Regions from separate parts of the Homo sapiens genome. Here regions 2, 3, 4 and 5 are each linked to region 1. The links are chromatin contacts, found by Hi-C or POLR2A ChIA-PET in ENCODE. All regions are on one chromosome and are shown on one strand. The core of a region is the stretch at or near the end of the contact, and the rest is flanking DNA. Distances in the headings are between cores, read along the strand shown.

Region 1 (3,203 bases), core at 562-3,061:
CCACTAACATCAAGCATGATCTCACCCTTAAACAGAGCTACAGAGCCTCCAAACATCTGCATACTCACCAACTAGTAGTACAAGGTAAGTCAGAATTCTTTCAGGCTGAACCAGGATAGCCAAATGAAAAATTAGAGACTTCAAAGTATCTTGTCTCTGCAAGCGACTGCTAAATCCTCAGCCCCAGCCCTAAATGTTCTCCAAAATATGTTTTTGTTTTTGTTTTTTGAGACAGGGTCTCAAACTCCTGGGCTCAAGCGATCCTCCTGCCTCAGCCTCCCTAGAAGCTAGGATTACAGGCGAGCAGCACTGTGCCTGGCCAAAATATATGTTCTAAAAATCGGTAGGAACAGTTCTCTTTGGATAGTCCACTGTCAACTGCAATAACACGAAAGTTGTTTAAAAAAAACCCATGATCTCATTATCTTTCACCAAAAACATTCCTCCTAGTGTAACTGCTCTGTTGACATCCTGTCACCAAATCTTGTGCTTTCTTCCTTCTGGGTGTCTCCCTAATGTCCGTTGCGTCCAGTCATCAAAAAGTTACAGGCTGCATTAGGGGAAGCCGTGAGCCTGGTGTAAGGCAACAGGGATTGGTGGGAACCGATGATCCTCAGCTCCAGCCAACCATTGAGCAGGTGACAAAGTGATGGTGGACCCTCCAATTATCTAAGACAGGCAAGAAATTTAGATTGTTAGGAGAAACTTTCTGATTTTTAAGGCAATATGTGGGCCAAAGAAAACATCTACAGGTCACTCATGGGCAATCCCGAGTGAACCAGGCTCCCTCAGTCTGGTCCAGGCTCCCTCAGTCCCTTCTACACATCACTGTCTGATCAGTTTCCCAAACACAGGGCTCCTGATCACTGCTATCTCGGAAAGCACAACTACTGCTACAAAGTCCTATACTGCCATTCAACCTCCACAGTAATAAAACCAATCCCTACCTTCCTTAACTCCCCTACACAGATCTTTCACTTCACCCAAAGGAGTCCACTCCCCCACCCGTCACCCCCGCCACTGTCCCCGCCAAGATGGCCTCCTTCCTACTCTCCTCCCCTACCCACCAGAGCCCACACGGTGCAGGAAACAACCCATCAACCGGGAGGACGCCCTCCAACACCTGCTGATGACGGACTGGCTCACTGGGTAACACCCCTTTGCTCAAAGCCGATGATTTCATGCCCAAGAAGGGATTTACATCTCCCAGGAGGCAAATGCTATGGCCTTGTCCTGATTCCCCCACCCCCCAAAATAATAACATTGTAAAAGGGAACGGAGAGCCTAAGTTGCGCTCAGAGGAGCCGCCTCCCTAAGAAGGCTCTGCATATCTTCACCTCCAGGAAGGCCTCACGGAGTTGGGGGAGAGGGGAGTCCCCGCAGCCAGCCCAGCGAGGCAGGAGGCCGTGCGCCACTCCCGAGAAGCTCCTTCCTGCGCCCCGGGGGAGCCACTTCAGTCAGACCCTGAGCCGGGACCCCGACCCGCCGACCCCTGACGCGCGCGCCGCGAAGGCCGGGCACCCGAGGGCCCTTCGCGCTACCCGGGCCCGGGGCCGCCGTCGGCTGCGACAAAGGGTCAGAGAACAAGACGACCCCTCTGCGCGCGTCCCCCGCAGGCCTCCCGGATGCGCCGCTGTCCCGGCCGCGCCCACCCCGACGCTGCCGCTACCTTGTCCTCGGGTGGCGCAACCGGCTCATGGGCCACCCTCTGCCTCAGCTCTGTCATCCTGGGAAAATCGGCCCGACGTCGCCGCGAGCTAGCAGCGAAGCCGCCGGAGCAGGCAGCTCGGCGCGGGCACGCGCGGACTCCCACGGCCGGCCCCGCCCCGCCCGGGAGGCGCGCGGCTCTGAGCGGCTCACAGTTCCCTTAGCAGCCCAGCAGCCAGCCCTGGAGCTCGGCCCCACCCAGTGCCGTCACCGCCCTTTCACCCGGGCCGAGCGGGGTCAGCCTTCCCTAGCCCCGACCCGAGAGCTCCCTCTCCCGGGAGCAGGGCTCGGAGCGAGTGCGCACGCGCAGCGCCACCATCACGGTCCGGAATATCCACCAATGGCGCAAATACGCCAGGGAGGCAGGGCGACGGGGGCGGGGCGGGGCGGAGCAGAGTCGAGAGGCGCGCATTGGACGGCAGCGTCAGGGGCGGGAAAAGGCGTGCGTTTCAGTGTGCGATTAGCCAATGGGAGCTCCCGCTTAACCGCGGATGGCCGGAGCTGGCGCCCTGGTTCTGGAGGTAACCGGTTACTGAGGGCGAGAAGCGCCACCCGGAGGCTCTAGCCTGACAAATGCTTGCTGACCTGGGCCAGAGCTCTTCCCTTACGCAAGTAAGTAGACGTTATTTAGGTCGAATGGAAAGGCCAGGTGAGCCGACCTGGTTAAGAGCATTTTATCACTTATCACATGATGAGAAATGAAACCCACGCTTCAGTCTGCTTTGCTTTGCCAAGCGGTCGCTAGTACTTGTTAAGCACTAATTGTATACTAGGCACTGAGCTGAGTAATCGCTTTAGTTGGCTTATCTCGTTTAATCCACACATGGCTTGGAAGTGGGTATGATTTGAATTTTACAGTTAAGATCTTCCTCAGTGGTTTGTTTGTTTGTTCGTTTGTTTGTTTGTTTTGTGACGGAGTCTCGCTCTGTCGCCCAGGCTGGAGTGCAGTGGCATGATCTCGACTCACTGCAACCTCTGCCTCCCGGGCGCAAACAATTCCAAGGTGCGCGCCACCACGCCCGGCTAACTTTTGTATTTTTAGTAGAGACGGGGTTTCACCATATTGGTCAGGCTGGTCTCGAACTCCTGACCTCAGGTGATCCGTCCGCCTCCGCCTTCCAAAGTGCTGGGATTACAGGCGTGAGCCACCGAGCCTGGCCCTTCCTCAGTTTTTCAAATTTGTCTTCTGGACTATGGAAAGACCTTTTTTGGGACAGAAGTGCTGTCTACTTTGTTTACTGTGCATCCTCTATGTCTTTGACACATCCATTGTAAGTACTTGTTGGATGGATTTAAAACTTTTAAAAGGACCTTAGCCAAGGTCTCCCAGCTAGAAAGTGCCTAGTAAGAATTAGAACACAAACAGGTTTGTTACCAGCCCACACTCTAACCACCATACTATACTGCCTGCCTGCATTTATTAATACTTGTGTTGCTCCAGCATTGCCTTTGGTGTTTCCTGTTCTTTCTATTCACTGCCCTGTAAGTGATGTAAA
Region 2 (3,041 bases), core at 104-2,603, 590 kb before region 1:
CATAGTGTTTAGTATTTTGTTATGGCAGCCTGAGTAGACTAAGACATGCGTCATCTTTCATTATCACTGGTTGAAGATTTCCCTTGAGGGTGCTGCAGGTGGCTTGAGGTGGGGAGCCTTGTCAGCACATACAGAACCTTCCTCCCTGGCTGCAGGTGAACTGGGAGTGGAGCCAATGGCACATGGAAAGGCCACACTGAGTGTGCTGTCCCATTGTTTCTAATCTTCGACTTACAGATGCTGCCACATTGACTATTCTATCCATGTGCTTGTTTTGCACACGTTGCGCTATAAATTAGGGATAAAGTTGCTCCATCAAACGGTATGGATGCCCAAATTGTTCTCCTAAAGAGATTATGTCCATTTACATTCCACCAACAATATCTGTTTTTCCACGCCCTTTCTGATACAGTTTATCAGTCATTTTGATCTTGCCAGCCTCTTAGGTAGAACAGTGTGTCATTGTGGTTTTCACAGGTAAATGTCTTCTAACTCAGTGTAACAGAGTGTGAGGCAAAGGAGGGGGAAGAAAGCTTCCCTGCTTCTTTGGCAACCTCAGCTCATACATGAATTCTTCACTGAGGACACGGATACACCAGCAACCTCAAAGGTTATAGTGTCTTTGTCCTGGTTAGGGCAGGAAGCAACTCCCCTTCAGTATATTGTCTGACTTCCCTGGTAACCATGGTAACAATGTCAGTGTCAACAAAGTCAGCAGAAGTAGCTTCACAAGCATCAAAGAACTTAGAACAGACTAAAGCCCAGGAAACTACAGTGGGAGTGGGGGCAGGGGTGGTGTAAGGGTACATACTGCATGGTAGTAGCTATGTTTGTGAGCTCACCTAAGTTACTCCTGTTCATTTCCAGAAGAGGTAGATTCAGAGACAGAGAAAAGCCACATGTGCTGTTATAGAGTTCCTGTAATTTTATCTCCGAATTCGTTCTACAGCTATTTTACTAAGCTTCATCATAGACATATATTGCTGTACAAGGGAGAAGGACTCTAATATTCAAGCAGTTGAAAAACATTATTTGCTGTCAACTCCACTATTCCTATAGATGAACTAGAAATGGGATGACTGTGTAGAGCACTCAAGGTCAAAAGGAAGGTTGCAGGGAATTTATGGGAAAATCTGGGAAACACAGATCTAAGGACATGTAGGCAAAGGGCTGTAAATGGATAGGACTGTATAGTGAGAGTTCTGGCCAGGCACAGTGGCTCACACCTGTAATCTCAGTACCTTGGGAGGCTGAGGTGGGAGGATCTCTTGCGGCCAAAGAACTCGAGACCAGCCTGGGCAATATAGTAAGACCCATCTATACAAAAAATAAAAAAGTTAGCTGGGCATGTGGTATGTGCCTGTAGTTCCAGCTACTCAGGAGCTGAGGTGGGAAGATGACTTGAGGCTGGGAAGTTGAGGCTGCAGGGAGCCATAATCACATCACTGCACTCCAACCTCGGGGCAGAGCAAGACCCTGCCTCAAAAAAAAAAAAAAAAAAAAAAAAAAAAAAAAAAAAAGAAAAAGAAAAAGAAAAAAAGAAAGAAAAAGAAATTTCCCGGGTAAAAGTTTAAATGCCTATTCTTTCATTTTTAAAAAACATTTTACTTTTTCTTTTGAGTCTCACTCTGTCACCCAGACTGGAGTGCAGTGGCCTGATCGTGTCTCACTGCAACCTCTGCCTCCTAGGTTCAAATGATTCTTGTGCCTCAGCCTCCCAAGTGGCTGGTATTACAGGTGTGTGCCACCACTCCCGGCTAATTTTGTTGTTGTTGTTGTCATTTCTTGTAGAGATGAGGTTTTGCTATATTGTCCAGGCTGGTGTCAAATTACTGGACTCAAGTGATCCATTCACCTTGGCCTCCCAAAGTGCTGGGATTACAGGCATGAGCCACTGCACCCAGCTGATTGTGTGGTTTAAAAACATAAATTATTTTATCAGACAATAATTCTGAGGGAGACTCCATTCTAGAGGCTGGAAAGTCCAAGATCAAGGTTCTGCTAGGGTTTCTAATGAGGCTGCAAATAGCCACCTTCTCTCTGCATGGCAGAGAGAGAGAAAGTGAGCTTTCTGGTGTCTCTGCTTTAAGTGCATGAATCCTATCAGAACAGGTACCCACCCTTATAACTGAAGTTAATCTTAATTACCTCCTTATATAGGACCTGTCTCCAAACACAGTCATATTGTGGGTTAGGGCTTCAACATATGAATATAGGGGTGCACAATTCAGTCCATAGCAGATGGAATAAACATATTTGATACAACTGAAAGGATAATTCATAAAGTAGAAGATAGGTCAGAAGAAACTATCCAGGATATAGCGCGGAAAGACAAAAAGACATAAAGCACACAAGACTTGAGAGGAGATCTAGAGGATAATGGAAGAAGGTCTAGTATATATTTAACCCGAGTCTTAGAAGAAGAAAAGACAAAGAATGAGGCAGAAGCAACATTTGAAAAAATATATACCTAAGAATTCTTGGAACTAATGAAGGACATCAACCCACAGATTCATGAAGCCTAACAAATCCCAAAGAGTATAAATTTTTTTAAATTAACGCCTAGATATGTTATGAAGACACTTCAGAAACCAAAGAGAACAATTTTAAAGTATTCACAGGAAAAAGAGATTCCTTTCAAAAGACTTATTTACAGGAGCTAGAAGAGAATGGAATTATATCTTCAGTTGGCTGAAAGAAAATAACTGCCAATGTAGAATCCTACTGACGACAAAAGTATCCTTCCAGAACAAAGGCAATTACAAGTACAAGTTGGGGGTAAAAGGCAACATAAAAACATTTTAGACAAACTGAACAAGAAGACTTCAACCACCAGCAAACATGCATTAAAGGAAAATCTAACAGGCATTATTTCGGGAGAATGAAAATGATCCAAAATGAAAATCAGAGGTGCAAGAAGGAATAAAGAGCAAATAATTGCTATATATGTGAGTAATTTTAAATAAGCATTCAGTATACAAAACAAAAATAGGCGGGGTGCAGTGGCTCATGCCTGTAATCCCAGAACTTTCGGATGCCAA
Region 3 (3,141 bases), core at 612-3,111, 910 kb before region 1:
AATTCATTTTTTAGGAGGCATAATAAACTTTGGAAATATTTTTTCTTAATTAGAGGGAAGAAATGAGCAAAAGAGAACCCGAGGCTCTAGCTAGAAGCCCGTGTTTCTCTGCCCTAATTGCATCAAACAATGCCTTAATAATCTGTGTCTTCATGTGGGAGGCATCTACTCTGTCCTCTACTTTTTCACTTTTATGCAAACTCAGGGGAAACTCAGGGGAAAAAATGATTCTATGAAATTATAATTAGAGCCATATTTCTAGATTTTAATTTTCAACATTGGCATTTATTAATTTCCTGCAGCTGCTGTAACAAGTTACCACAAACTGGTAAAAATGGCTTAAAAGAACAGAAATTTATTTTCCTACAGTTCAGGCCGGAAATCCCAAATCAAAGCATCAGTGGGGTTGGTTCCTCTTGGAGGCTCCGAGGGAGTTGTTCCATCTCCTCTCCCAGCTTCGGATGGTTGGCAGCAATCCTCAGTATTCCTTAGCTCGCAGACATCATTCCAATCTATCCCTCCATCATCTCACGGCATTCTCTCTCTGTTCACATTTCCTTTTTTTTTTTTTTTAACAAAAAAACCTAGTTATTGGGGCCCACTGTAATCCAGTATGATCTAATTCTATCTTGACTGCATCTAAAAAGACCCTATTTCCAAATAAGGTCACATGTACAGTACTGGGGGTTTGAACGTGAACGTATCTTTCTTGGGAGATGCGATTCAAGCCACAAGAGCATTTACTTCTACTGTAAGAAGAAAACAAATCGAGTTTAAATCCTATGTATCTTTTGTTTCCAAACCATGCTGCAGAAACTAAAACTGAACTGCACTATATATATTTCTAGGTGTCTGAAGTTTTGAAAGAGCTTCCCAAAACTTTAAGGTAGATCCCTAGTTTCATCATAAATGTAACTAAAAGAATTGGCCTAAATGATTTCAAAGATCTCCACCAGCTCCTGGTTAAAAACTGCAAAGCTATGATGTTGTGGGCTTGTAAAAAAAACAAAATACACACACACACACACACACACACACACACACACACACACACAAACAAAACTGCAAAGCACAGTTGGTGTGCACCTGTAATCCCAGCTACTTGGGAAGCTGAGGTGAAAGGGTCACTTGGGCTCAGGAATGAGGCCCCGACTAAAATTCGCTGCAAAAGCCCAAAATCTAGTTAGCATAAATTCCTCAGACATGTAATTAAATGACACTAATGCTTTAAGCTTACTGTCAAGGTTAAGTCTATTCAGTGAAGACAATGAAATGAATTTTCATCATGTTTTGAGTCTATAAACAAGTACATACTCAGACATGTCTAATACAATTCCAGTGTTTTATAAACTGGCAGAATTGATGTGTTTTATAACAATTCAGTATCCAAAAGCCTGAGGAGACTTGGACCATTTTCCTAAGGGATGAAGCGGGAAACGTTTATTAACCAGAGCCAGATTGAGACCTTAATAATAAAAAGATATGGGTCCAACCCATAGGTCACTCCAAATGGCATCAACACTAAACCATAAATAAGCGTTAACAAAGTGCAAAGTTCTAAATTTTCGCATAGCTACTTCAAGTCCTCTCTTTTTTAAACATTATTCTTATGTGGCTCACCCGTCACTAATGCTCAGTGTGCCTCTTGGGTGGCTCAGCAGTGGGAAGTCCACTTTCAGCCTAACTACTCCTAACAATGAAGCTGTTCTCCAGAGAGCAAGAATAGCCAGCCACATGCCCCCTTCTCTGCTTTTTCATCCCCCTCCATCTGATTCAATGGCGGTGTCCCTGGCTGCAGGCTTCAGTATGCTTCAAGCCAAGCGCAGCTCAGCTGCCAGTCTGAGAACAACCAGGACCAGCAAGCCACAGAGGGACACGCTGGTGCAGAATGCCTGGCCAAGAGGCATGAGTTTTACTTACAGCCTCCCATTCTAATTTAATGCAGCTCAACAGGCTGAGAATGGATAATCTCACTGCAGTATTCCATAATAGGCTTGGATTAAAACCAGGGACAATGGGCAGCAATAGGCCATAGGTTAAGCAGCAGCAACTAGTCACCACTGGACTGTCTTCTTCTCCCCTTCCCCATATCCCACATTCTCCTAAACATGATGTACGTGTAGCAACAGTCTTTTAAAGTCAGATGGTCAGACTAATTATTTTTACAATTTAAGTGTAAGTGATGTACATGAATGGACTCTGTGAATCGGAAAACTTACGTAACAGCAGAGAATACGTATGTTATATGGAACAACCTGAGTTGAAGGTACAATTTTTTTTCCAGCTCTTTTATTCCTTTAACTGCTTAACAAAAGAAAGAGTCTCCAAAGTTTAAAAAACCTTTGAAAAATATACAGCTTGATATTATTTACATAAAATATGAATCCAGGTTCCAATATCAAACAAACATTGCTATGTCAGAAACACAGTGGAAGGCAGGAACGTAACTCACTGCCTTTTAGATGCAAAGACTAATAGACACGTTCTCCTATCTCGACTATCTTTGTTACCTGTTATCCTCAAACATAAATTATTAGGCACCTGAGAGGTTGGAAGACTACCGAAAATGAACTTCATACCTTCTGTATGATTATTATCTTAAAAAGTTACCGCATTTTTAATCTCTTTTATAACTTTACTTCATCTACAACTAACTTCACTTTCATTATCCCAAATGATCAGGTATTAATTACATGAACTGTTAATGTATACACAGACCTAAAAATCAAACAAAAATGTATTGCCCAGTTGTGTAGGATATATATTTGAACCCCATGACATTTCCTAGTGCTTTGTGAGCAATCCAAATTTCACTTAAAAGAGAGGTGTCAATTCTGCCCATGCTCTGGACTATGTTTTTAAAAAACATACAAAAAAGACTGACAATAATTGATCTCTTATAAATTAATCAAGAAACCTAAGATTAAAAATTCTAAATTACAATTTTATTTGTATTTAAAAATACATTGGAAATTCTGCATATTCCCATGATCAACCTTATTTTCAATGCACATTACTTAAATTTTGATGACACAGTTGATTCTGACAAGTCCTTTTTCAAGCTGAACACCAAAATAGGGAAACTCCTGTACATTTCCATGGGCCCTGTTCCCATTGATGTATACTGCTTCCTTACTAACA
Region 4 (3,303 bases), core at 194-2,693, 760 kb before region 1:
TGAGAGACTGCCCAGGTGACCTATTAAGGTTCTTTTTGATGTAACCACCTGATCCTGAGATATCACAATTTCTATTAAAGGCTGATACTCAGGGTGAAAAAGAAAAAAAAATGAATGATGAAAACCAGCAAGACATGAGACTCAAAGATATCCCTTCATTAATATAAGATCACATGGGAAACCTCAGATGGTCTTTCTATTCCTTCAGTAAATCTTAGTAGGATATTCGCACACCAGACAAAACTAAGCAAGTGTTTCTGCTTTCCCCACAATCCCAGCCTCTCACAGACATCCCCAAGTTGCCAACTCACAACTAGCTGACCCACAGTTTAAGCAAATTCTATCCATAGTCCCGAAGGAACCCGACCTATGTCCCAGAGAAGAGAAACATTCTATTCTCCCAAGGTCATGGTTCTCTACCAATCCCAGACTCAACACATTTAGCAAATTGTAAACCTCTCCAAATCATTTTTCAGGACCTGCTGAAAGTGCATTGGCTGTGAACTGTGGCATTTCCAAATATCCAGGACATTTGCTGAATAGAAGGAAATGAGAGTTAGTCAATTAGTCAGCATTTATTCAGTTATGCCAGGGCTGTGGTCAGGGTCTGTGGGCTGCTGATGAGTTTTCTGGCAGGGTTGAAAGAAGATTAAACCTGAGTGACTCTGCAACACGGGTAGAGAGTTATTGAGCAGTAAATAGTGAAATAAACCACCTGTACCAATTAGGAATCTGGTGGAGGATGTGCACCTCCTGATTGATTCTGGGAAGAATTTTTTTTTTTTTTTTGAGACGGAGTTTGTTGCCCAGGCTGGAGTGCGATGGTGCGATATTGGCTCACCACAACCTCTGCCTCCCGGGTTCAAGTGATTCTCCTGCCTCAGCCTCCTGAGTAGCTGGGATTACAGGCATGCACCACCAAGCCAGGCTAATTTTGTGTTTTTAGTAGAGACAGGGTTTCTCCATGTTGGTCAGGCTCGTCTTGAACTCCCGACCTCAGGTGATTCGCCTGCCTTGGCCTCCCAAAGTGCTGGGATTACAGGCGTGAGCTACCACGCCCGGATGATTCTGGGAAGATTTATGCTGGGCTTTGAATGAATGATGAACAGGAAGTTTGTCCACAAGTCTGGAGGATGAGAGTGGACACAGTACAGCAGATGTTTTGGGTGCCCTGCCCATGCCCCCTCGGGCCTTAGCATTTTGTGCCACAGCACCTGACTTTCAACTGCCAGCATCTGCCTCTTTGCCCGAGGGCTTTGTCTGGTGGCCAGAGCTTGCTTTGCCCATTCACACAGCAAGCTGGAAGCACTTGGAAATTAGTGCCCTCCCAGTTTCAGCCTTCAATCAAAGATGGATGGGGACTGGTGTTTAAATACCCTAGCTGCCTTACTCCTTTTGCAGGATAACTTTGAAGCTTACAATCTGCACTGGCTCCAGTAGGCTTAAGTTCCAGATGCCCACAGTGGTAACTTGCTTGATAATGTACCTTTTACTGCTTCTTTCCCTCTCCTGTCTCAGTTCCTTGCTTTCCCACTCAAATAAACTACTTGCACTTGAATTTGTGCCGGAGAGTCTATTTCTGGGGGGAGCCTAAGACACACAGGCCGTGAATAGATTCTCTGAAGGTCCTTCTGGCTCCTTATTTTCTATCTTGATATCCATTAAGGCAAACAGAAAGCAGAGAAGGCAGGATCTGCCAAACTTTCTTACCTCAGCCCAGAAAATTCAAGGGCATCTTTTCCTGGCAACGAAGAAACTCTGTGCCTTTGGGAGCAGCTGCCACAGCGTCAGCTCTGGCCTCATGTTACTTAACCACAGACATCAACACCTCCCCTTATGGAATTTGAGAGGCATCAGAAATACACTGAAAGAACAATGGCAGAATCCTGGCTGTCACCTCAACACATCTCTCATGTTCCAGTTCATCTCTGTCCCAGTCTGATACGTGGCAGCATGACATACTTTAAAGTGCACGTCTAATCACTAATGGAACCCTTGGAGAAGAAGTTTCCATGCTCCTGGAAGCTAACTGCACACTAAGCATCTGAGCAAAAGTCAAGTGGACACATTGATCTTTGGTTTTCCCCCAGACATTGGGCCAGAAGGAGGCAATCAGTGAACTAGCGAGACAGAAGAAGAAATTCTTTCCCCTTCAGTGAGGTTAAAGCCTTTGCAAACTCAGCACTTAGAACAGTGCTTTTTGTGGGGGGTGTAACTCATTTGAGGAGTGATAGGAAATGCCTCCATGTTTTGTAGAAATAAAGTAACTGCCAGGCACAGTGGCTCATGCCTCTAATCCTAGAATTTTGGGAGGCCAAGGTAGGAGAATTGCTTGAGCCCAGGAGTTCAAGACCAGGCTGGGCAACATTGCAAGAGCTCGTCTCTACAAGAAATTAAAAAATAAAAAACTAGCCAAGCATAATGGCTCATGCGTGCAGTCCCAGGTACTCAGGAGGCTGAGGCTAGAGGATTGCTTGTTCCCAGGAGGTCAGAGGCTGCAGTGAGACATGATAATGCCACTGCACTCCAGCCTGGGTGACAGAGTGAGACCCTGTCTCAAGAAAAGCAAAACGAAAACAAAACTGTTGGTGATGTCTATATGCTCACAGAAGTCCAAATGGGGAGGTGAAATAGTCATTTGCGGTTGTAGGGGTTACTTAGCATCCTAATGCCCTTCCCTCTGTGATGTGGTCATGAAGGCAGGCAGGATCTACTTCCCACTATAGAAAGGAGCGGAGCCAGATGCCCTTTTGCTGGTCCCTGGCCACTAGAGGACAGTCATATTATCTAGTCTCAGCAAATCAAATGCTCCCACCCAGGATGAAGGGGTGGCCTGCCCCTCCACACCTGTGGGTATATCTTGTCAAGTGGGACGAGAGACTGAGAAAAGAAATAAGACACAAAGTATAGAGAAAGAACAGTGGGCCCAGGGGACCGGCGCTCAGCATACAGAGGACCAGCACCAGCACCGGTCTCTGAGTTCCCTCAGTTTTTATTGATTACTATTTTCACTATCTCAGCAAGAGGAATGCGGTAGGAGAGCAGGGTGATAATAGTGAGAAGATCAGCAAGAAAACATGTGAGCAAAGGAATCTGTATCACAAATAAGTTCAAGTGGAGGTACTATGCCTGGATGTGCATGTAAGCCAGATTTATGCTTTTCTCCACCCAAATATCTCAGTGGAGTAAAGAATAACAGAGCAGCGTTGCTGCCAACATGTCTCGCCTCCCGCCACAGGGCGGTTTTTCTCCTATCTCAGAATAGAATAAATGTACAATCGGGTTTTATACCGAGATATTCGG
Region 5 (3,006 bases), core at 389-2,888, 510 kb after region 1:
TGAAGGCCTGTCACAATTTATTACTATTTCAGTTAAAAGATTCACTCAAATAAATCACAGAGATTCTTAAAGTTGCTACAGAATCAGGGCACTTTTTGGGTTCTAACTTGGAGGGAGGAATTCAAGACCACAGACCCCACTTTGATGTAAGCATTTACACAGAACTTGGATCTGACTCAGAAAATTTTAGGACCACCTGGGGCAGATGGAAGAAAGTATTTAATGAGCACCTACTGTGTTCCAGGACCCATGGTAGGTGCATTTCACGGAAATCACATCTGTTACCCTGTGGTCCTGTGGCAGAGACATACAAAGGGGGTCGTTTCAAATGGAAAACATCTAGTTAGTCTGCAATGATCCAAACAAAAATTTTAAAAGAACACGATAGTTCCTTCTCTTAGAAGCCCAAAATCCACTTTCTTGGAGTCTAATGAAATGAGCCCTTTTTTTTTGGAAATGCAGTGACTCCAGGGTCTCCAGGCAGGAATAAATCTTGGCTCTGAGTAGATCTTTCATCCCCTGTAATGAATTCCTCAGGCCCTGCCAGTCCGAGAGCAGCAACGGCTCCCTGAGAGGCCTGTTCTCAGGACAGAGTTTCATTGTATTCAACACTGTGATCTTCCTGCCAAAAATTAATCCCACAAGCCACATCTTGAACAACACCCCCACCCCCACGCAGTCTGAGCCTCCCTCAGACTTTTGAATTTGAAGAAGTTGGAAAGATTTGGAAAGCGGGGGTTACTTTCTTAAGCAGGACAGATGCATTGAGACCACCTTGCCAATCATAAATAGAAGACTGGCTTCAGTTCCTCGGTCATAATTAAGCAAAACCACAATTGTTTCTCAACAAGCCCCTGACTGTTGTGTTCTCTGTCCAGGTGGCCGGATCACAAGACCCCAGGTACTTTTAAGGAAGTGGACTGGTCATGTGTGTGTCCTCTATATCATCCTTTTTGGCTCTCATTGTCGTTGTGTGATTAGTTACGGTATCATGACAAGACCTGGGGAGAGCGAGGTCACCTTCTGAGATAAAACACTCAGCAAGTGCCCCCCAGTGGTGGTGGTGGTGGTGGTTTTTAATTGACAAATAATAGCTGTATATATTTACAGGTTGCACTGTGGCTAGAGGACATTATGCTAAGTGAAATAAGCCTCCGGCAGTTGCTAGAACAGGTGAGGCTCTGCGGGTTCTCAAATAACAGTTACTATTTATATGTCCCTGAAGAGTCTTCCGGATTTGGGAGCTGCGGGTGAACGGTATGAGCAATCGTAAAAAATCTGAGCAGCTGCAACTTCCACCTTGCCTGGGCCTGGCTCCATCCTGCAATATCTCCCTCCCAACCTCTCTCCTTTATCTGTCCCCCATCCCTCCCCATGCCAGAGTTAGGGGCTTTGCATGATACTGTTCTGCCTAGTGCTTGCTTTGCTGTTAAACTTCAGTCAACCTGAATCGCTGAATCCCTGGAGAAATCGAGTGGTTAAAATCTCAACATGGGAATTTTAGGTCCTTGTCAATCACATTCTAATTTTGACCTGGGCAGGTGTGATGCGTGGGTCCTTCTCTCCCTCTGCCCCACCCAGATACATCATCCCAAACTAGCACCAGGCTGACACCCACTCAAATACCTCTAAAGTTACATAATTGTCTAAATATAAAATCCAGACTCTCTGGCCTGGCATTCAAACTTGCCTACTCCCAGCCCTTCCCCAGAAGACACCCTAACGTACCTTCCAATGGTCTTTCCCACTTATTATTTATTTATTTATTTATTTATTTATTTATTTATTTATTTATTTATTTTTGTTAGCCGGAGTCTCGCTCTGTCACCCAGGCTGGAGTACAGTGGCGTGATCTTGGCTCACTGCAACCTCCGCCTCCCGGGTTCAAGTGATTTTCCTGCCTCGGCCTCCGAGTAGCTGGGACTACAGGCACCCGCCACCACGATCGGCTAATTTTTGTATTTTTAAAGAGACGGGGTTTCACCCTGTTGGCCAGGCTGGTCTCGAACTCCTAAACTCCTGACCTCAAGTAATCCACCCACCTCGGCCTCCCAAAGTGCTGGGATTACAGGCATGAGCCACCACGCCTGGCCCCACTTACTCTTTATTTTTGAAAATCACACTGCTTTTTCAAAAGTTACGAGAGACATGTTAGTTGCCAAACCCAAAGCACTAAGTTCTAGCCTCTGTACTGATTGGTGCCAGGCACCTGCTGGCCTCTCCTGCTTTCCTAAACATCTCCCTGCCTTTCCTCCCACTCCACCATGCTCTCCTGGCTCTTTAAAAGCAGCTCCACTCTGTTGCCTTTTCTCTAACCCCTCTTCCTTCTTCTGTTCATTTAACTTGGATTTCATAAGAATCCTAATGACCCTAGCTGCCATTCCCTGGGCTCTGCCCTGGTGCCAGGCATTGAAATCAGGGCTTTACACACACAATCTTATTTAATTCTCATCATTGCCCTGTATGGGAGTTTCTATCATTATGCCCAATTTACAGATTAAGAAATTAAGGCTCAGAGAGATTCAGCAATCTACCCAAGGTCACACAGCTAGTTAGTGACAGAGCGGGGCTCAAACTCAGGTATGACACCATAGCTGTGGTGTTCATTACCACCCTGGAGGCTGTTTGGCCTCCTTTCCTCTCCCCACTCCTCCTGTCCAGTTTCTTCTCCTCTTTTCCTCCCTCTACTCCCCTCCCCTCTTCTCTCCACTTGCAGTCCTCTTCCCTTTGGAAATCTCATGGATCTTGGAGCTTTGCACTGCTGCCTGAATGACCTCCCCTCAAAGCTCAACCTTCAGCCTCCATTTATTGCTTGAGCTCCAAACGCATCCCCATATTTACAGCTTTCTGATGATCACCTCTTCCTTCGTGAGCCTTGTAGGTCCGAAGATAGCCCCTCACCTCCTCTCTCCTGCCTTGCCCCAAGACCCTGCTTTCCTAGCCAGCATCACTCTCCTCCTGCTCACCTAGACTCAAGGCCTCTCTTTCCCTTGGGTCACCTTTCCC

The links. Hi-C counts contacts between places; a loop is a spot of excess contacts on that map. ChIA-PET counts read pairs that join two places held with the same protein, here RNA polymerase II (POLR2A). Pooled maps may share reads with other maps.
Region 2: a map of naive thymus-derived CD4-positive, alpha-beta T cell shows a loop between it and region 1 (4-fold over the local background). The contact joins the enhancer-like site here to the promoter of CDS2 in region 1. A Hi-C loop is called at or near these places in 1 of 168 maps with a recorded cell type or tissue (naive thymus-derived CD4-positive, alpha-beta T cell) and 6 of 50 pooled maps. POLR2A ChIA-PET finds 5 or more read pairs at or near these places in 1 of 52 experiments (activated CD4-positive, alpha-beta T cell).
Region 3: a loop to region 1 is called in a pooled map of gastrocnemius medialis, with 2.8 times the contacts of the local background. The contact joins the enhancer-like site here to the promoter of CDS2 in region 1. A Hi-C loop is called at or near these places in 1 of 50 pooled maps. POLR2A ChIA-PET finds 5 or more read pairs at or near these places in 3 of 52 experiments (AG04450, CD4-positive, alpha-beta T cell and GM12878).
Region 4: a map of gastrocnemius medialis shows a loop between it and region 1 (4-fold over the local background). The contact joins the enhancer-like site here to the promoter of CDS2 in region 1. A Hi-C loop is called at or near these places in 1 of 168 maps with a recorded cell type or tissue (gastrocnemius medialis). POLR2A ChIA-PET finds 5 or more read pairs at or near these places in 1 of 52 experiments (Caco-2).
Region 5: a pooled map shows a loop between it and region 1 (2.8-fold over the local background). The contact joins the enhancer-like site here to the promoter of CDS2 in region 1. A Hi-C loop is called at or near these places in 3 of 168 maps with a recorded cell type or tissue (dorsolateral prefrontal cortex, heart left ventricle and sigmoid colon) and 8 of 50 pooled maps. POLR2A ChIA-PET finds 5 or more read pairs at or near these places in 2 of 52 experiments (PC-9 and WTC11).

The regions. Positions count from the first base shown.
Region 1 is chr20:5,125,616-5,128,818 of GRCh38, reverse strand. CDS2 (CDP-diacylglycerol synthase 2) reads right to left here and starts at 1,811. Exons shown (of 13, transcript NM_003818.4): 1 at 1,670-1,811. The coding sequence starts at 1,726. It also overlaps a transcript of PCNA not described here. RefSeq lists enhancers at 973-1,062, 1,639-2,140 and a silencer at 1,403-2,322.
Region 2 is chr20:5,712,388-5,715,428 of GRCh38, reverse strand. No RefSeq gene overlaps it. Among named protein-coding and RNA genes, the nearest start is that of SHLD1, 36 kb to the left of the region's middle. RefSeq lists a silencer at 552-846. Within about 2 kb of position 1,353, at least 5 of the 41 ENCODE cell types and tissues checked have a DNase peak (open chromatin) inside an H3K27ac peak, as active enhancers do.
Region 3 is chr20:6,037,176-6,040,316 of GRCh38, reverse strand. CRLS1 (cardiolipin synthase 1) reads right to left here. Exons shown (of 7, transcript NM_019095.6): 7 at 264-3,141. Among named protein-coding and RNA genes, the nearest start is that of LRRN4, 15 kb to the left of the region's middle. Within about 2 kb of position 1,861, at least 3 of the 41 ENCODE cell types and tissues checked have a DNase peak (open chromatin) inside an H3K27ac peak, as active enhancers do.
Region 4 is chr20:5,885,516-5,888,818 of GRCh38, reverse strand. No RefSeq gene overlaps it. Among named protein-coding and RNA genes, the nearest start is that of CHGB, 24 kb to the left of the region's middle. Within about 2 kb of position 1,443, at least 5 of the 41 ENCODE cell types and tissues checked have a DNase peak (open chromatin) inside an H3K27ac peak, as active enhancers do; they include gastrocnemius medialis, where a contact is called at or near this core.
Region 5 is chr20:4,612,048-4,615,053 of GRCh38, reverse strand. No RefSeq gene overlaps it. Among named protein-coding and RNA genes, the nearest start is that of PRNP, 73 kb to the left of the region's middle. Within about 2 kb of position 1,638, at least 11 of the 41 ENCODE cell types and tissues checked have a DNase peak (open chromatin) inside an H3K27ac peak, as active enhancers do; they include dorsolateral prefrontal cortex and heart left ventricle, where a contact is called at or near this core.